Regions from separate parts of the Mus musculus genome. Here region 1 is linked to region 2. The links are chromatin loops, found by intact Hi-C in ENCODE. Cell type or tissue: left cerebral cortex. All regions are shown on one strand. Each heading gives the region's core, and the rest is flanking DNA. Links, peaks and the distances in the headings are about the cores only. Region 1 overlaps Cyp2j6 (cytochrome P450, family 2, subfamily j, polypeptide 6). Region 2 has its middle 20 kb from the start of Cyp2j5.

The links. Peaks named below come from ENCODE experiments on the same cell type or tissue, not always from the same donor. Only the 100,000 strongest peaks of a DNase experiment are listed, where the experiment ranks them.
Region 1: a loop joins it to region 2, with 3 times the contacts of the local background. A loop is called at or near these places in 6 of 42 quality-filtered maps.

Annotation. Positions count from the first base shown.
Region 1 is chr4:96,521,468-96,530,137 of GRCm38, reverse strand. It overlaps Cyp2j6 (cytochrome P450, family 2, subfamily j, polypeptide 6), which reads left to right. Exons shown (of 9, transcript NM_010008.4): 6 at 615-753; 7 at 4,112-4,299; 8 at 6,297-6,435. Among named protein-coding and RNA genes, the nearest start is that of Cyp2j8, 18 kb to the right of the region's middle. In left cerebral cortex, for the core only: a CTCF peak has its summit at 4,143 (motif pointing right); a DNase peak (open chromatin) is centred at 4,172.
Region 2 is chr4:96,680,218-96,688,887 of GRCm38, reverse strand. No RefSeq gene overlaps it. Among named protein-coding and RNA genes, the nearest start is that of Cyp2j5, 20 kb to the right of the region's middle. In left cerebral cortex, for the core only: a CTCF peak has its summit at 5,196 (motif pointing right); DNase peaks (open chromatin) are centred at 1,799 and 5,250.

The DNA.
Region 1 (8,670 bases), core at 461-8,460, 160 kb after region 2:
TTAATGAAGAGAACAATACATACATAAAATTCATCTAAGTCCTTCTGGAATCAACAAAACCACTTGTAGAGTTTTTAATACATATCTGTTGCATCTCATACAGTTGATATGACATGTTAAGGGTATGTGTTATCCTCATTTTATAGACTGAAACAGATAAATGTGAAATGAATGTTTAAAAAATCATATAGTGACTTAGTGACTTAGCTGATAATGGAAGCTAAATATCTGTGGGTGGGTTTATCCTGTCATGTTTGCATTGTGACTATTCCAAAAGTATAGTCACATAGAAAATAGTTTCTTGATATTAGTCCACTCAACTACTAGAAGCTTTTGGTCAGTCTATAGCAGTTGGAGAAAAAAAAAGCCTTATAATGAGGTCAAGGCAATATTATTTTCAAATAAATCCTTCTGAACTCATTACTAAGGCTGAAGAAGACCCTATGTGTCAATCTTCTTGTATTTGGACCATGATAACTCTTACAATTTCATTGTGTCCTGAGGAGATTAAAGATAACATCACTTCAAATAGCAGCATTTGCATTTGTTACCCAGGTTCAGAACCTGTGTATTTAATAATCACAAACTTTCTAACTAAACGCTGTCTTTTCTAGTACCCAGAGAAGACTACAAGTTTCAATGAAGAAAACCTTATCTGCAGCACTTTGGACCTCTTCTTTGCTGGAACAGAGACAACATCAACTACATTACGCTGGGCTCTGCTCTACATGGCCCTCTACCCAGAAGTCCAAGGTGAGCATATTGTGACTGTACCTGACAGAGCCAAATTCTTCTTCTGGAATCTATGGCTTAGAGAAGACCAGAAGATGGTGCAGAGAAAGGGTGTGGCATAGCTGTGAGGCAGTGTGTACTTGGGAATGGGAATGTCTTCTGCATGTTCTGTCAGGACTGAGATAGGTCCCAAGGGTGCAGACATGGACAGAGTGCGTCCACTCTTCTCCTTCTTCCTTTTTTAGTAGACCCCTTCCATTTTATCCTGCACTCTGTTCAAAATTATTATTCTGGTATTCTATACACCATCATATCACCTTTCTGCCTTTCCTGCTTCAGATCCTTCCACCCACCATGGTACCTATCCTACTCTATATGTCCTATCTTGGCCCGGTCCTTATTTGTGCCTCTAAGCCATGGTATTACATTTTCACTCTACTACCATTATTCTGTTACAATGTTCCCCAATCATAGAAGAATAGAAAGATATTGCTTTTCCAAGTCATTTCAAATTCCTCCATGGATTTGATAACTTGGGAATAACTGTCATTCTTTTCCTCCAGAGATCACTGAATAGTATGCTGGGGTTCTGCTTAACACATTGTTTTTTTCTTCACTCACTGGCATCTGTCAGGGAAAGTGGTCCATCCTATCATTTTTATTCCATCAGATTCTAGCAAATTTAATGATTTGAGGATAGAAATATTTTTTTTCTGTTATAGGACATGTGCTTTGTTTTTGCTCTTCTTGTTTTGTTATTGTTTTTGTTCTTTGAATGTTTAGCAACAGTTTACTAGATATAAAATATATTTCATAGATGGAAGCCCTATGTTTTTGCCTTAAGAAAACAATTGCATAGAAAAATTCAGAATGCTTCCTTGTGGTAAAGAAAATTTTATAGAACAATTCATCTCTCTCTCTCTCTCTCTCCCTCTCTCTCTCTCTCTCTCTCTCTCTCTCTCTCTCTCTCTGTGTGTGTGTGTGTGTGTGTGTATTTGTTTATAAACATGTGGAAGCAATAGATATTGTCAAGGAAACTACAGTCAGTGTCTGCTCAGTGAGCCATGGGATCTGCCTGTTGCCACCTCTTAGTGCCCTGCAATTAGAAATGCATGCTACCATATCCAGATTTTACCCATGAATTATAAGAGTCAGACTCAAGTCCTCATGCTTGCATGGCAAACCCTTTACTCACGTTATTTTCCATGCCCATATATTTTTTTATGAATGCAAAATGCATATATGTACCTGTATTTAAGTGTATGCATCTTGAGTTTCAAGTAAAATACATATTTACCTGAGCAGTAATATTTTTAGGTTTTAAAGCTAGCATACATACTTGACCTCTAGAATAGCAGCTTCAAAATATCAGTAGATTTACATGAAAATTTACACTGGTGTTCATTTTGAAATATACATAATAGTCAAGGGATAGAACTATCAAGATTGTTCATTGACCACAAATGGCTGCATGAGTTAGAGCAGCACTTCATCTTGAGAGAAAGAAGTTCTGATGGTCATCTAGTAATGTACGAGTTATTAGGACATTGCCCTAAGTTAAATAACCAATCAATGAATCACATGAACTGACCTATGCAACCCAAATTAGTTATGTTGAATAGTTAGATATCTATCCAAAATGACTGAATGGAAGAGGGGAGAACCACCAATTGTATAATATCAGAGTTTCAATTTTCCAAGATGGAAAAGAACTAGCCACTGCTTACAGAATAGGAACACATTTAATATTATTGAACTGTGCAGTTAAAAATTCTGACAAGAATTGTGATTGGTGGTACCCAACATTAGTCAAAATACTTGAAGAGCTTGAGGCAGGGCTGTCACAGTTTAAGGTTATTTGGCTACATATATAGAATATAAATGAAAAATTGTTATTGTGACAAGTTTTATGTCAAATATATTTTACTACCAGTTCATTTTTGTATAGACAGTAGTGTAATTGCTAGACATTTATTTCTCTGTCAGGACAAATCTCTAAGCTGGATTTTGTAATAGGCTTTTTGTTACAAATTCCCTTTAAATTGTTGCTGAATTGAAGCTAAAGTAAAGCTTAGCTCTCTGTAAGTGGGCAACCCTGAGTACTCCTTTCCCTAGAAGGGAAAAGAGAAAAGTAGACACCCTGTTGTATCAGACCATGTTCCAAAGATGAAAAAAATGTGTTTATTTACAAATTTTTGACTTTTCAAGGCAGGCTTTCACTGTGTAGCCCAGATTGTCACAGAACTCATTTTGTTAACCAAGCTGTCCTGGAACTCAGAGACCTAACTACCCTGTCTCACAAATATTGGGATTAAAGGGATATGCCACTGGGATCAGCTGTCTGTTTGTGTTTTACTTGCCAAAACTTAGTCACATGATCATTGACTGACTACACATTCCAGAAGTTAAGAATTTCCCACTGGATAACTGTTCAACCTGTACTGACATTTTGGAAGATAGCTAACAATCATTACTATTTATTAGTATGAATCTACTTATGCATAGAAATTTCAAACTGTATTTTGGATAAGACATAATTATTCTCATTAGTCAGATGTGGAATCTGAACTGTTAAGAATTTCTTTAACAGTGTTGTCCAACAATATCTTAAGAAATTATAGTCTACTGATTTATTGTGGTGTGAATATTTATGCATTCTCCATTAATTTACTTATTACAACCTTATTACCAATGGTATGATGTTAGAAGTTGATTAGTCCTAAGAAGGGAATTAATGCCTTTGAAAGAAATACAGAAGAAACAAGGGAGACAGGCAAAGAGACAAAGAATCTTGTTAATAACTCATCTGCCATAAGTGTAGTTCCCAAAAACCTCATGGTAGAAGAGAAAGAGCTACAACAAGATGCCCTTTGACCTCCACTATCATGCCATAAGAACCCTCCACTGAAGAGTATTATTTTTTAAAAAATTACATAAGATAGTTATTTTTTCTATGACATGAAGAGAAAACAAAGCTTTTCCATCTATGAGACAGAAAATTGTTGCTATCAGATGAGAAATTTCTTGGTGCCCTGTTTTAGAATTCCCCAGCTCTAGGACTATGAAACATGAATGTGAGTTGTTTATAATCCACTGTAATGAAAGTATTCATGCCTCAATAGATTTTTCTCTGAGATTAGTAATGCTGATCACAGTTACTCAGTTCAGGATATATGTAAAGTTATAATTATGTTGTAGGTTCAAAGAGAGTTATGGAGTTTTTTTTTTAATTCAATCCTTTGAAGGGTTAAAGACATATTTCTTTGTAGTCAGGACACTAAAATTAAATAAAAGCTGATAAGGTCTCATAGACAGCTTGTATATTGTTAGAAGAAATCATTAAATTAAAATTTTAATAGACCCTTCTGTTTACTTTTAGAAAAAGTACAGGCAGAGATTGATAGGGTGATTGGCCAGAAGAGGGCAGCAAGACTTGCTGATAGAGAATCCATGCCCTATACCAATGCTGTCATCCACGAGGTGCAGAGGATGGGCAATATCATCCCCTTGAATGTTCCCAGGGAAGTAGCAATGGATACCAATTTGAATGGATTTCATCTGCCAAAGGTAACTATGGACTTCCAGCTTTATACACACCAGTCCACTTTTTATATCCTCCTGTGAACCTAAGGTAAATGTGACATGTATTCCTGCCTCAGGATTACTTAAATCAGCAGAGGCATATTATGTCTGCTAAAGTATTCATTACCTCCGTGCATCTAAACAGATATTTACATATATAGTGGGAAAGATGACTCCTTGGTCAAATATGTTTAAGCAAAGCCTGGCTTTATTTGCTAAAGTCATCTGAGCATCTTCCTATGCTAATGTGGGCTCTAGCAGTCAGCAGTTCTCTGCTACATGACTTTACTCCAGAGAGGCATTCTCAAGACTGAAGAGCTGCCCGACTGGGGTTAGAAAATATTTCTCCACAATCCTTGAAATACAGAATTTGAAATGTGAATAAATTTTGAGAAACTTGCACTACCATCATGGTGAGACTGTTATTTCTAAAACAGAGACCCACAGGCTTTGTTCCAGTGTTAATTTATACACAACTGATATATATATATATATATATATATATATATATATATATATATATATATATATATATATGTGTGTGTGTGTGTGTGTGTGTGTGTGTGTGTGTGTGTGTGTGTGTGCTTTAGAATCTTCTCTCCTTCAAAATGACTTTTCAACTTTTCAGAATAACAATCAATCTCATTTTGAGATTGGAAAATTGAGGCTTAAGGAAATTTGGTCTGCATAAAATCTCTCTACTATAAAATAGAAGACTGGGGATACAGAACCACCCGTGTTCTGGTCATTCTGGCCATGCCATAGTTCCTCCATAGGACTTGCATTATTTTGACATGAAAAAAAATCTCCTTCAATGTTTCTATATGAGTCTCTGTTAAATTACCCATTTTAATGGACTGAATCCCTATCACATCTCCCAGATCTCTTAACACTCTGCACAGGGTTTCCTGAAAGTTATACCCTCCATGCTCCAAAAGTTTAAATTCTTTCTATTCTTTTTATTTCACCATAGGTGATCAAGTCAAACATTTGTTGGCTGTGACAAAATTCCCAACTTTTCAGTTCAGTGTGGAAGTGGGTTGGTGAAAGAGCCAATCTAATCACATAAGGTTAGCCAAGAAGCAGAGGAAAAAGTCAGCAGGAGATTTTTTTTCCTCACTTCCACTCTTTCTATTTCATTCAGGCCATCAGCTTGTAGAATGGTGCCATCCACAGTCAGGAAATGTCTACTACCATTAGTTGATTATCCTGTGATTGTCTTCACAGATACTAGCATAAGTTGATGAAGACATACTACAGAGTTGGTAAAGAAAATGATGGGAAGTGAACACTGTGGGGTGGCTAAGTCATGTTCTTGGGTCTAAGAAAGCAAGGGAAGACTGCACTATGGTGACACTGGGAACCAATAATTGATATGAGAGAGTTTGAAAGACTTATCAAGTCACTGAAGGAAGCATGAGTTAGTGTGAGGGAAAGACACATGCTGGAAAGTCCTGGCACAGTGCCAGCAAGCCTGATGACCTGGTCTTGTCTCACTGGATATGTAGATATTTTCCTAACCCTGCTGAGAAACTGGGTTCAGAAGCCTCCATGTTGAAGACTAAGAATGGAGATGAAAGACACGCAATTCCGCTTCATGGACCTGCCATTGTCCTCATTGTAGGAAGTAGCCGGGCTGGTTTTTATTCTTCTCTGCCAAATAATACTCTTTTGGATGATAAAAGTTGTTTATCTAGACCATATAAACTTCCTCCTATAGACATTGTTAATCATTAAAGAGCAAGCTAATGGGCTTTTAAATCTCCAACAGGCACTTACATTCATTGTAAAGGTTTCTAGACAAAGAGGAAGGTACTGTGAAAGGTAAAGGGGGTATAAATGTTAAATGCATGTTTCAATTCCCATTTAGATTGAATTAAAGATATGGAATTCAATATAAATGCGCCAGAACTAGAGAACTACCTATGCCATTACAGGTTTGTTCCTTATATCAAGCCTTGACTCTTTGCTGTCATTTCTAGGGTACAATGGTTCTAACAAACCTAACTGCACTGCACAGAGACCCAAAAGAGTGGGCCACTCCAGATGTGTTCAATCCAGAGCACTTTTTGGAGAATGGACAGTTTAAGAAGAGAGAATCCTTTCTGCCCTTCTCAATGGGTGAGTTGTGATGAGGAGGAATGAGTTCAGTGCTCCACCTCAGCTCCTCCCTCCTCTTGTGCCCAGATGCCTCAAATTGACTGTATTTTGACTTTGGTTGCAATCCTGTATTCCCTGGACTTGCCACTTCTTCCGACTCAGCCTAATCCCCATCCTTCCTTGACTCTGCTGGGAATTCCAGTTTTCCTTATTCTCCTTTCCAAAACACTAAGGATAGAAACCAACACTCTGGCTCTGCTTCAATAAGGTGGATATGTGCCACCTTCATAAGGTTTTTCAGTGTCCCAAGTTATTTTTTTTCATTTTTTCTTTTTTTTTCCATTTTTTATTAGGTATTTAGCTCATTTACATTTCCAATGCTATACCAAAAGTCCCCCATAGCCACCCACCCCCACTCCCCTACCCACCCACTCCCCCTTTTTGGCCCTGGCGTTCCCCTGTACTGGGGCATATAAAGTTTGCATGTCCAATGGGCCTCTCTTTCCAGTGATGGCCGACTAGGCCATCTTTTGATACATATGCAGCTAGACCCAAGTTATTTTTAAAGGATGCACCTACACAGGGAAATGGAATAGATTGATAATGAGATGATGATGAGAAATTGGGGAGTAGTCACCACAATGGAAACATGAAGCAATGATTGTGAAAAGCATTTTCTTAACATGATTGGGTTCTAACCTATCCAAGAACTTTTCAAAAGGCAAGTCTTTTGTCTTTTATCTTTTATAATTTTAAGCATGCTTTAAAATTCTAGTTCTATATTTTTGTGTTAATGCAACCTGCTAGTCAGGGAAGGAGATATAGTGATGACTCTCACTCTTTCTTGTGTTTTCTAGCCAGCCAATTACGAACAAAATCTTGTAGGCACACAATTGTTGCAGTAACAAAATTCTCTATTGCATTACAGGTATTGGCTTCTATGCTTAGAACATATATTTTCAAATAATTTTACAGTTCTTTAGTTCCATAAATGTGTACTGAGTATATATTATATGTCAGATATACACCCTAGAACATGAAAGTAGTAGAATAGATAATGAGCAGAGAAGCCCCTCACTGTAGTCTTTCAGGATGAAATGACTGAACCCTGCAGAGATGAGGACACAGACCTAGTCAAATGTACTGCACCTGGGACTCAATCTCTATCACATGTTCTCACACTGAAGCTTGTGTTTCCTAACACTGCCTCCAGAAGGTGACTAAATGCTGCACAGAAGCCACACTGCAATGGTTGACAAGGTCAACAAGTTTTCTTGTTTATTTGGGGCAGTGCCACTTCTCGTGACCCTGAGGCTCGGCAAAGGAGAAGCCTGAATATGCCCTCTTGCCAGTCTGGATCCAGAGCCAGTGTTTCTCAGATCTGGGCTGCCCTGGGTGTAGTTCTGATATCTTTGTCTTTTTTATTTGGGCTTCTTTATCCCTTTGTTCACTGTTCACAACTCCCTTTAATAGAAAACCTGATATGACACAGGAACTCTGCCCAGAAGTTTTGAATTGCAGGACAAAATCTTAGCTACATATTTCACTTACTCTAACCATTATTTTTCTTTTTACTGAACTTAGATACAGTTTTGTTTGGTTTTACCCTATGCCTCTTTTAGTTTATGAATAAGATCAATGCAATGTGAAAAATGTAAAGTTATATCACCTTTTACATTTCAAATAAATATTTTGTGTGATATTTCCTGAGATGGGTGACAGGAATGTGAGCAGATCACTGTTCATGGCTTCCACAAGAAGATGTTTCTCCAGGCCCATTGCTGTCCATATACATGCCAGTGTACCTAAATTACAGGAAAATTTTAAGTGGTCTCCATAGTTCTCGACCCTTCTAGTTTAAGATTCACTGACTTCTTATCCTGTGTATCAGTTATAATCTTGATGCACAACAAACATCTCAAACTACACCACTTAGTAAGAACAAGTTGTTGCTCACAGGTTTCCAGATAGTTTGGTGGCTTGGCTTTTCTTTGTTTGCTTTCTGTCTGAGTGCTGGTCTATGATCATCTCAGTGGAAGGGCAGAGTTCTCATCATCTCTCACCCTCTAGTAAGCCAGTTTTCCTTTCGCATGGTGGTGGTTATGTCCTGACTGCAAGTACAGAAGCACACAGGCCTGGTGAGGCCCAGTTTTAAAAGGTATTCTGTAGTTTGGTAACAAGACACAAAAGCCAGCCATAATTGCAGGGGAGGGATATTACTTCAGCCTTTGTTTGGAATTGCATAGAAGTTACACT
Region 2 (8,670 bases), core at 226-8,225:
CCTGTTCTTTTGCTCTTTATAATTTGAGATCTAGTCTATAGAGCAGCATCTAGCACAAGGTCAAGAAATATCTGTTGGACACATGCTTTGGTGCTTCCCAAACTCAACACTAGACAATGAATCTCCTTTGGAGAGGGGCTCACTGAGCATTCATGTGAGCATTCACCCACGCTCTGACAGGATCCCCTTTTGTCTGTCATGTCTTGCAGTCTTTATACATAAAGTACATGGGCAGACCCAAGGGTAGTGTTGAGATTAACCCCCACTTGCTCATGTTTTTTCTCCTCATCTGTTAGCTACATAAACTGGAGTTTCACTGTCTTCCTGGTGTTCCACATCTACTTTACTCATGGCTGTCATTAAGTGTCTACCACTAAAGCTAAATGAGCTACTTATCTGCTGATTATACTTCATGGATACACTAACTTGTATATATGCCACATTATCTGCATATATCAAAAAAATCATCCCTTTCCCTATAACTCCATTCAGTTATGATTTGTCAATCAAAGATAAAAATATAAAATTTAAAATGCAATAAAAATCCATGATTAAGCATTATTTTCTTTTTTAAAAAGATTTTATTTATTTATTATATATAAGTACACTGTCACTGTCTTCAGACACTCCAGAAGAGGGAGTCAGATTTTGTTATGGATGGTTGTGGGCCACCATGTGGTTGCTGGGATTTGAACTCCGGACCTTCGGAAGAGCAGTCGGGTGCTCTTACCCACTGAGCCATCTCACCAGCCTTCAAGCATTATTTTCTTAAAATAGAGGAGAGCATTTATTATTCGCTGTTAGATCCCGAGTGCTGTGTACCCTGGATATAAACTGATGCACTGCAAGGTAATACCAAATCTTTTGAGTATTTAAATAGATGAATAAATGACGATTCCCAGTTTATATTTGTTCTACATTAACAAAACCCTCATATGCCTAGGACATCATAAGTAATGCTGAAGGCTCAGAAAGTAACCAGCTTCTATTTTACAGCAATACCTGAGTCCCGCAACCTTTGCCTTTGCTAATTTGCATAAGTTGCTGAGCACTAGTCTCCCTCTTCCAGGAAGGCATCATCTACTCTCAGTGGTCCTCACTGCCTTCAACACCAATTAGACAATGCCTGATAACTTCACCTGGCATTCTGCAAGTCAGCATCTGGATCCCCACCCCTAACAAGTCCCATGCCTCCTCTTGAATCTGCCACCACTAAGCACCACTTGATGACTGCCCAGACAGAAGCCATCTGCTGGTTATTAAAGAAAGTTAAATAAGCCGAGGAGCTCTAGGGAAGTTTAACAAGAAAGAGTACCATATGCATAGAGAATTAGCAACCAGTTGGCCCCTGTGACTCAGAGTTCATTATGGCAATGTTAAGCAGACTTCCCTTGGGATTGCTCAGTTGATTGGCTCAGTGGAAGCCCTACTGAGAAAACCTGCCTTTGTGATCCTCACAGGCACAAAGACAGCCTCATGGAAGTTCATTATATTTCTGTGTCAGTCAATCCGTCAAGAGTCCCACAGTGATCCTAGAGAGTGGTATTGCTTAGTTAAAGCAGCACAGCAATTCCTGTGCCTTGCCCCGCACAGTGGTGAGAAAAAAACAGACTTAACTTCTCTTTCTACTGTGAGCATAATGGAGTAGTCAGATTCATGATTTGGGTGGCAGTATGGGGAAATTGTAGGAGGAGACAGAATCCATAGTGTTTCTAGGAAAGCTAAGCTACCATTCTAAATTAATGAATGTAAGTTGCAAAATATGGACAGAGTCAACACTAAGAATCTGTTCAGTCTTTGTGCCCCCACTACTTTTAGGCAGAACAATTTGGTGGAAATGCTTTGTGGGTGGGTTGATGTCTTTATCCCTTCACTGGGAATCCTGCCTGGATATAGTAGGTGGCCACTCTAGGCTCATCCATTACTAAGAGTTTCAGTTAGAGTCATAAATTATTTGGAGCCTCCCCATGTCTCTGGCACATCCAAAAAATGCTTCCTAAACCCTACAGCCAGTTTTCATTTATTCCCCCAGCCCTCCCTCCCAAGCTCTCTCTCTCTGCACCTGACCCCCCACCTCATTTTCTTCCCTCTATTTTATTTCCCCTTCTAAGTGAGATTCAAGCATACTCCCTGGAGCCCTCCTTGCTATTTGGATCTATGGAATGTTGAATAGTTATCCTGTTCTTTATGGCTAACATCCACTTATAAGTGAGTACATATCATACATGTCCTTTTGGATCTGAGTTACAAAGATAGAGAATGAAGGAACAGCTAACCAATGAGTGCCCCAACTGGAAACCATCCCATGGGCAGGAACAAATTCCTGACATTATTAATGATACTCCATTATGCTTGCAGACAGGAGTCTAGCATAACTATCTTTTGAGAGGTTCCCTCCAGCAGCTGACCTAAACAGATGAAGAGAGCCACAGCCAAACAGATGGGGGCCCCATGGGGAGTCTTTTGGAAGAGCTGGAAGATTGACAGACATGAAGAAGAAAGGAACTCCACAGGAAGACCAACAGCATCAACTATCCTGGACTCTTGGGAGCTCCAAGAGATTGAATCATCAACCAAAGAGCAAGCATGGGCTAGAACTAACCCCCATCCCAACACATATGTAGCATGTGTGCTGCTAGGTCTTTATGTGGGTCCCCCAACAATTTGAGCATGGTAGGTTCCTCACTGTTACCTGCTTGTGGATCCTATTTCCCTAACTGGGCTGTCTTACTTGGCCACAGTGGTAGCAGATGTGCCTAGTCCTGCAGTGACTTGGTGCATCAAGGTGGAACCTCCCCCTTCTCAAAGGAGAAGGAGAGGGAAGAATGTGGAAGCAGCTGTGTGAGGGGAGACTGGGAGGAAAGTGGGAGCTGCAATTGGGATGTCAAGTGAATAAATAGATGAATAAATAAACAAAAATTTAAGTATTATGGAAAATAAAAAAGACTGAGGATCTGGAGATGCCCAGGGGTTGGTGCTATGATGACTAGTAAGAGCAGGCTGGGACTCTGGATCTTTCCCACTCTGTATTTGTTCTTGTCCACAGAGTGGGTCATGTGGTTTTGCCAGAAATACACTGGCATTAGCCCACTGAGATGACTCTGAGGGTAACAGAGCTCCTATTGCAAGCCTAAAGATCTGAGTTTGATTGATTCCATGGTGGAAAGAAAGAACTTTCAAAACTTGTCCTATACCTTTCCCACGCATGCTGAGATGCAAGCATGTAGGAGTGGGGGAGAGAATAAAATATAAAAAAATATATACATATAGTTGGGGACTCATTCATGAGTACATCTCAGGGAAAGGTGTTCAAGGTTAACTCATGCATGTGCAAGGGCACAGAGATGGGAAAGTGAGTGTTCCTCCATGGATTCACAATTCATCTCAGAGTCCTGAGACCAAGTCTGTCAAAAACAGGAACACAATATTCAGAGGCAGAGTAGAAACATCTGAACCTCTGAAGCCTGGAGAATTTTGTTTCTTTAAATCAATAGTTTCCAAGGGAGATTTATTTGCACCAATGGTATACTAGACTCTCCCTGGGACATTGAAAGAATTTGATAATAATAGTATTGCAGGACTGGGGATGTGGCTCTGTTGGTAAAGTGCACACTACATAAACACAAGGACACGAGTTTGGATCTCCAGCACCCACATAAAAGCCAGATGTAGTGGTATGCACCTGTAAACCCAGCATTGGAAGGATGGAGACAGGCGAGTTCCTGGGCCTTACTGGGAGCTAGTCAGGCAAATAGATCAGTGGCAGTTCCTATTTCAAAATATTAGGTGGAAAGTGATAACATAACTTCCACAAAGTCACCCACACACCTAAACACGTACACAATATACACTAAGCATAATAATAGTAATAATAATAATACAGCAATCATTGAAATGAGGCACCCAAACAAGCTAAAAGTAGAAGAATGTTGACCTAAAAATCTCAAAAGTGCAAAAATAACTCTCCTCTCATTGAAAATATGACAATATAAGGTCTACTTTAGATTCTGCATAAGATATGTAAGTATTGTTTGTGCAGTCTGTACCATACATGGCTTATGAATATGTACTATTGTCATCTAAATAAACCTGTGTTATAGGTGCATAGAATTCAGCCATCTGAAGTAACTCTAGCAGGAGACAGACATCCCAAGCCTAGTGAATTTGTTTGGAAATCCCATTCTAACTCCTACTGGGTAGCTGATTGAAGAAGTAAAAACTTAATTGGAAATCCATCAATGGGCTACTTAAGTGCCTCAAGTTGTAAACAGGAGCTGGAGCAAGTTGTTTTTAATAGCATAAAGTTCTTAGTTTAAATTGAAAGTAATAACATTTTAGGCTATGGGTGCTAGTACTTGGAGATAATCCCAACACCTGGGAGGTGGAAGTTCAAGTTTTGAGAATTCAATATCAGTTTTGGCTACATGGAAATTTCAGCATTAGATGAAACCTTGAATGAGACTATATCTGTCTATCTATCTATCTATCTATCTATCTATCTATCTATCTATCTATATGCATGTACATGTTATAAATATACATATGTACATTTACATGGGCTGGGGATGTACCTCAGTGGTAAAAATGGATGAGTGCTTGCTTAGCATGCACAAGGCCTTACATTCAATCACCACCACTCTCCTCCAAAAAGAATATTTTAAATCACAAAGTGTACTCCGTTTCTTGAGATCCTAGGCTTTGGGAGATACAAAAGCCAAACCAAACACTGTCTGACTCTCACATAGTGGACTGTCAGTGTCTACAAATGTTTTACCTGAGCTTCCCAGATAGAGATAGGCTGCAATCGATGTGGTGGCATAATGTGTTGACACCACAAGTCCATATAATTAGAACTTCGGTGAGCAGGAAACAGATGGCTTTAGTTGGAAGTCAGGAAGGAAGGCAGGAAGGGAGGGAGGGAGGAAGGAAGGAAGGAAGGAAGGAAGGAAGGAAGGAAGGAAGGAAGGAAGCATTCGACTCAGATCACAAAGAGCTGGGAATGCTGTGTTAGCTAACGAGTCCTTGCCTTTTCCTGAAGTCACTTCAAATCACTTGTTTTTCAATAAATACACTGGTATGGGCAGAGTTTTGCCCACCACTTATGTGTGAAGCATAGTGTTTGGAAGAAAACAGGAAAAGCTCATTTCCAGCATCTAAGGAATATGGCTTGTTTTGTAGTTTCACATTATGACCACAAGAGGGTATTATAATACAAAGCTGTCCTATCTCATATGTGCTGGCAACCAAATTTCCAGTGAATTTTCCAAATCACTGCTCTTGGGTGCTGTTCGGTGTTGTCTGAATGCACTTTTAGAAACAATAATAATACTTTTAGAGTTTTTATTATGACTTGATATTCTCCAGGTTGAATTCCAATGTGTTCTTCTAGTTTTCAACTTCACAGATAATTCACACTGAGGCTGTTGCCCAAGGCTCAGCAGCAGCCACTGACATTCGTTCTAAAGAATTGCTTTGCAGATATGAAAAATAATCCCTAAGGAGGAACGTGGCCAGAAGGAACACAGTTGTGAAATAAAAATAGCTAGATAGCATTGTGTCCAAATCCTGTCTTCGCCACTAAATGGTTAGATCACTTGGAAAAATGTTTGTCCCCCAGGTCTCAATTTGCCTGTGTCACCTTCTTTACACCAAATTCATTTCTAAAATTTATTTTAAAATGTTCCAGTGGTTGCCAGCTGTAGATAAAAACCACAGGTCTCCGACGGCATAGTTATAATTTTAAAGATTAAATTTTCATAGTTAGCAATAGTTTTGGGGCTAATGAGACTGTAACAAACACTTCTGCTAGTATAGATTATTCTATTTTTACCTTATGAACTCTAATCTTCTAAAATCTTTGATGCACTCTTTTGATTTTTGGGTATTTACTTCAGAGTATGAATATATTTTTTAAATCTATGGACTTAGTCAGCAAAAAACAACTCTTGAGTGTTTACTGTGTCTAATCACTAGCAATATCACCAAGACCCCAGCAGGCTGAAAATTGTCCTTGAGGAGTTAAGTTTCTAGTGGGAAGTAGAATAGATCCAGATGTGATCTGGGCTGCGTGAAACTGCTGAAAGGAGAGGGGTGAGGTTTGTGCAAGTGACTGAAGAAACCCAGTTGAGCTGGTTTTTGAGCAAAGCTTCTAAGGACATGTGTATAAAGCCACCTAGCTACTGAGGCTGCAAGTGGGGAAGGAATTATGAGACTGGCATATGCCTGCTGCCTCACTGAGGGAGAATGACTACAGGAGAATTAACAGGATGTAGTGATTACAAAGGTCTGGGGGATTACAAAGCCCAAATCATAGGGGCCATTCTGGATATGGTGAAACCTTTAGGAGAAACTGGTAGACAGCTGTTTGAATAGCTCTCTGATACAATCTGATTTTGTTTATAATGAGGTACTCCAGGAAGAATAGGCATGAATGTCCACAGGATAAGCACAGGAAGAGCTGAGGGCTTTAGCAGCGGAGATGGTGTGAAGAGGCTGGAAGATCAATCTATTTTGAGGTTAGATTCAGTTGTATTTGGTAATTCACATTTAAGTTTAGGAACTAAGCAACACACATCAGACGTTTCAGCCCCAGGATCAGAGGAATGGAGTTCTCACCCCTGAAAAGAAAACCTGAGAGGGAAGCAGACTGGATAGTTAACTCACCAAGATACTCTGAGAACTTCCTACTTGCTAGGCTACAGGATGCCTAAGGGGATAATGAAAATCACAATTAAAGAATGCTTAGAAAACTTAACCTGGTGCTACACACCAGTAATCCCAACAGTTAAGAGGCTAAGACAAGAGAATAGCCACAAGTTTGAAGTTAGTCTAGTCTATACAGCAAGTTCCAGGCCAGTTAGTGCTACATAGAAAGATTGTCTTAAAAGCAAACAAAAGAATTGCCAGAAAATATCTAAAACAAATCAGAGTGGAGTGAGATACCTAACATTAAAATTTATTAACACAAATAACTACATTTCTGTAATTTCAATATCAATAGTAATATTAAAACCAATGAAAATTCCCCATAACTAGTGATAGATAGGTTGGTGATTGATAGACAGACAGCTGGACAGATGATCAATAGATAGATAAATAGATAGATAGATAGATAGATAGATAGATAGATAGATAGATAGTAGATGATAGGCAGACAGATTGATAGAATGATAGGTAGGTAATAGATGATAGACAGATATGTGATAGCTATAGATGATAGATGTGTGTGTGTGAGATAAATAGGTAGAAAACAGAGAGAGAAACTTTACTTTTGTGAGAAATAGCAACTAATGTGCTTTTTAAGAGGTATGGCTTCAGTCCAGATACAAGGACACAGTAAGCTCTAGAGCCCAAGGAATCTATCTCCTCCCTTTAACTGCAGTTAGCATTTCTGGATCCATAGTATTCAAATGTGAATTGTTGTTCCTGGTCAGAAAGACCTGTATGGCCACAAAACATCTAGAGGTCAGCAGTAGCACTTGTTTGTTGAATCTTGACTGATTTTTCTCAATATATTCAGGGTTATCTGATTTTCATGTCTGTTATTAGTTGATTATGAGCTTTCTCCAATGTACACATAAATTTGAAAAGAGCCAGGACATTTGTTCAGGACCCTGTTGCCTATATAGACAAGCAAACAGGAGTAAGACAGCCTCACCCTTAATAAAGGCTCAATAAACATCTGTGAGAGAGGAAGAAAACATGCTTATCAGCTATAATAAACCTATTTATGCTCTTGCCACTTACACTGAACTATGGCCAAGTAAAAATAGCCTACACACCTTATCACAGGGCCTAAGTCACAGTAATAGTTGCTTCAACAATCCATTTATTGAGCTAACTTGTTATGGTCTTTAACATCCTAACTTTATGTGGAACAACACAGAGGTAAAATACAAAATACCAAAGCCTGCTTCCAGTTTTTCTAATCTGTCTGCTATATTCCTTTTCCACAGTTCTTATCATCTGTCAGCTGGGATATGTGTGCTTAACAACATATGTATGTTCATATAAGTATAAATGTGTGTATTCATAGTATTCTTGTGTGTGTATATATGTGTTTGTGTGTACAAACATATGTGTATATACAATTTTCATATTTCATTCTACATATAAAACATGCTATATGTGTTAGCATGAATTTAAATATAAATATAGATATATAGACATATTTTTGACCCTTTAGTCTCTTTCTTCATTCATATGTTAACAGCTCCCCAGTTTTATTGAGAGGCTACATATTTTCCACTGTGAAACTTCTTGATGAGTTTATAATCAAGCCATCTGTGATGGGTTGTTCTAATGCTCCACTGCACACAGTTTATGATGACCTTGGAAGAGAATCTCAATGAAGGATTTATAAATTAGTTTGGCCTAAGGGATGTCTGTAAGAGAGGATCTTGATTATGTTAATTGCAGAGGGAACATCTGATCCTCTGGGTGGCGCCATTCCCTGGGAAAGAGACTTTGCTGTGGAAAACAGGAGCAGAGCAGTTGCTGCCAGCATGCATGGTGTAATTCACTGCCCTCTGTGGATGTACCAAATTAAGTTGCTTCAAGTTCCTGCTACCTTGACTTTCCAAAGATGATTGACTGTACCATGAAACTGTGAGCCAAATAAGCCAGTTCTTCTATAATTTGCTTTTGTCCAGATATTTTATCACACAACTA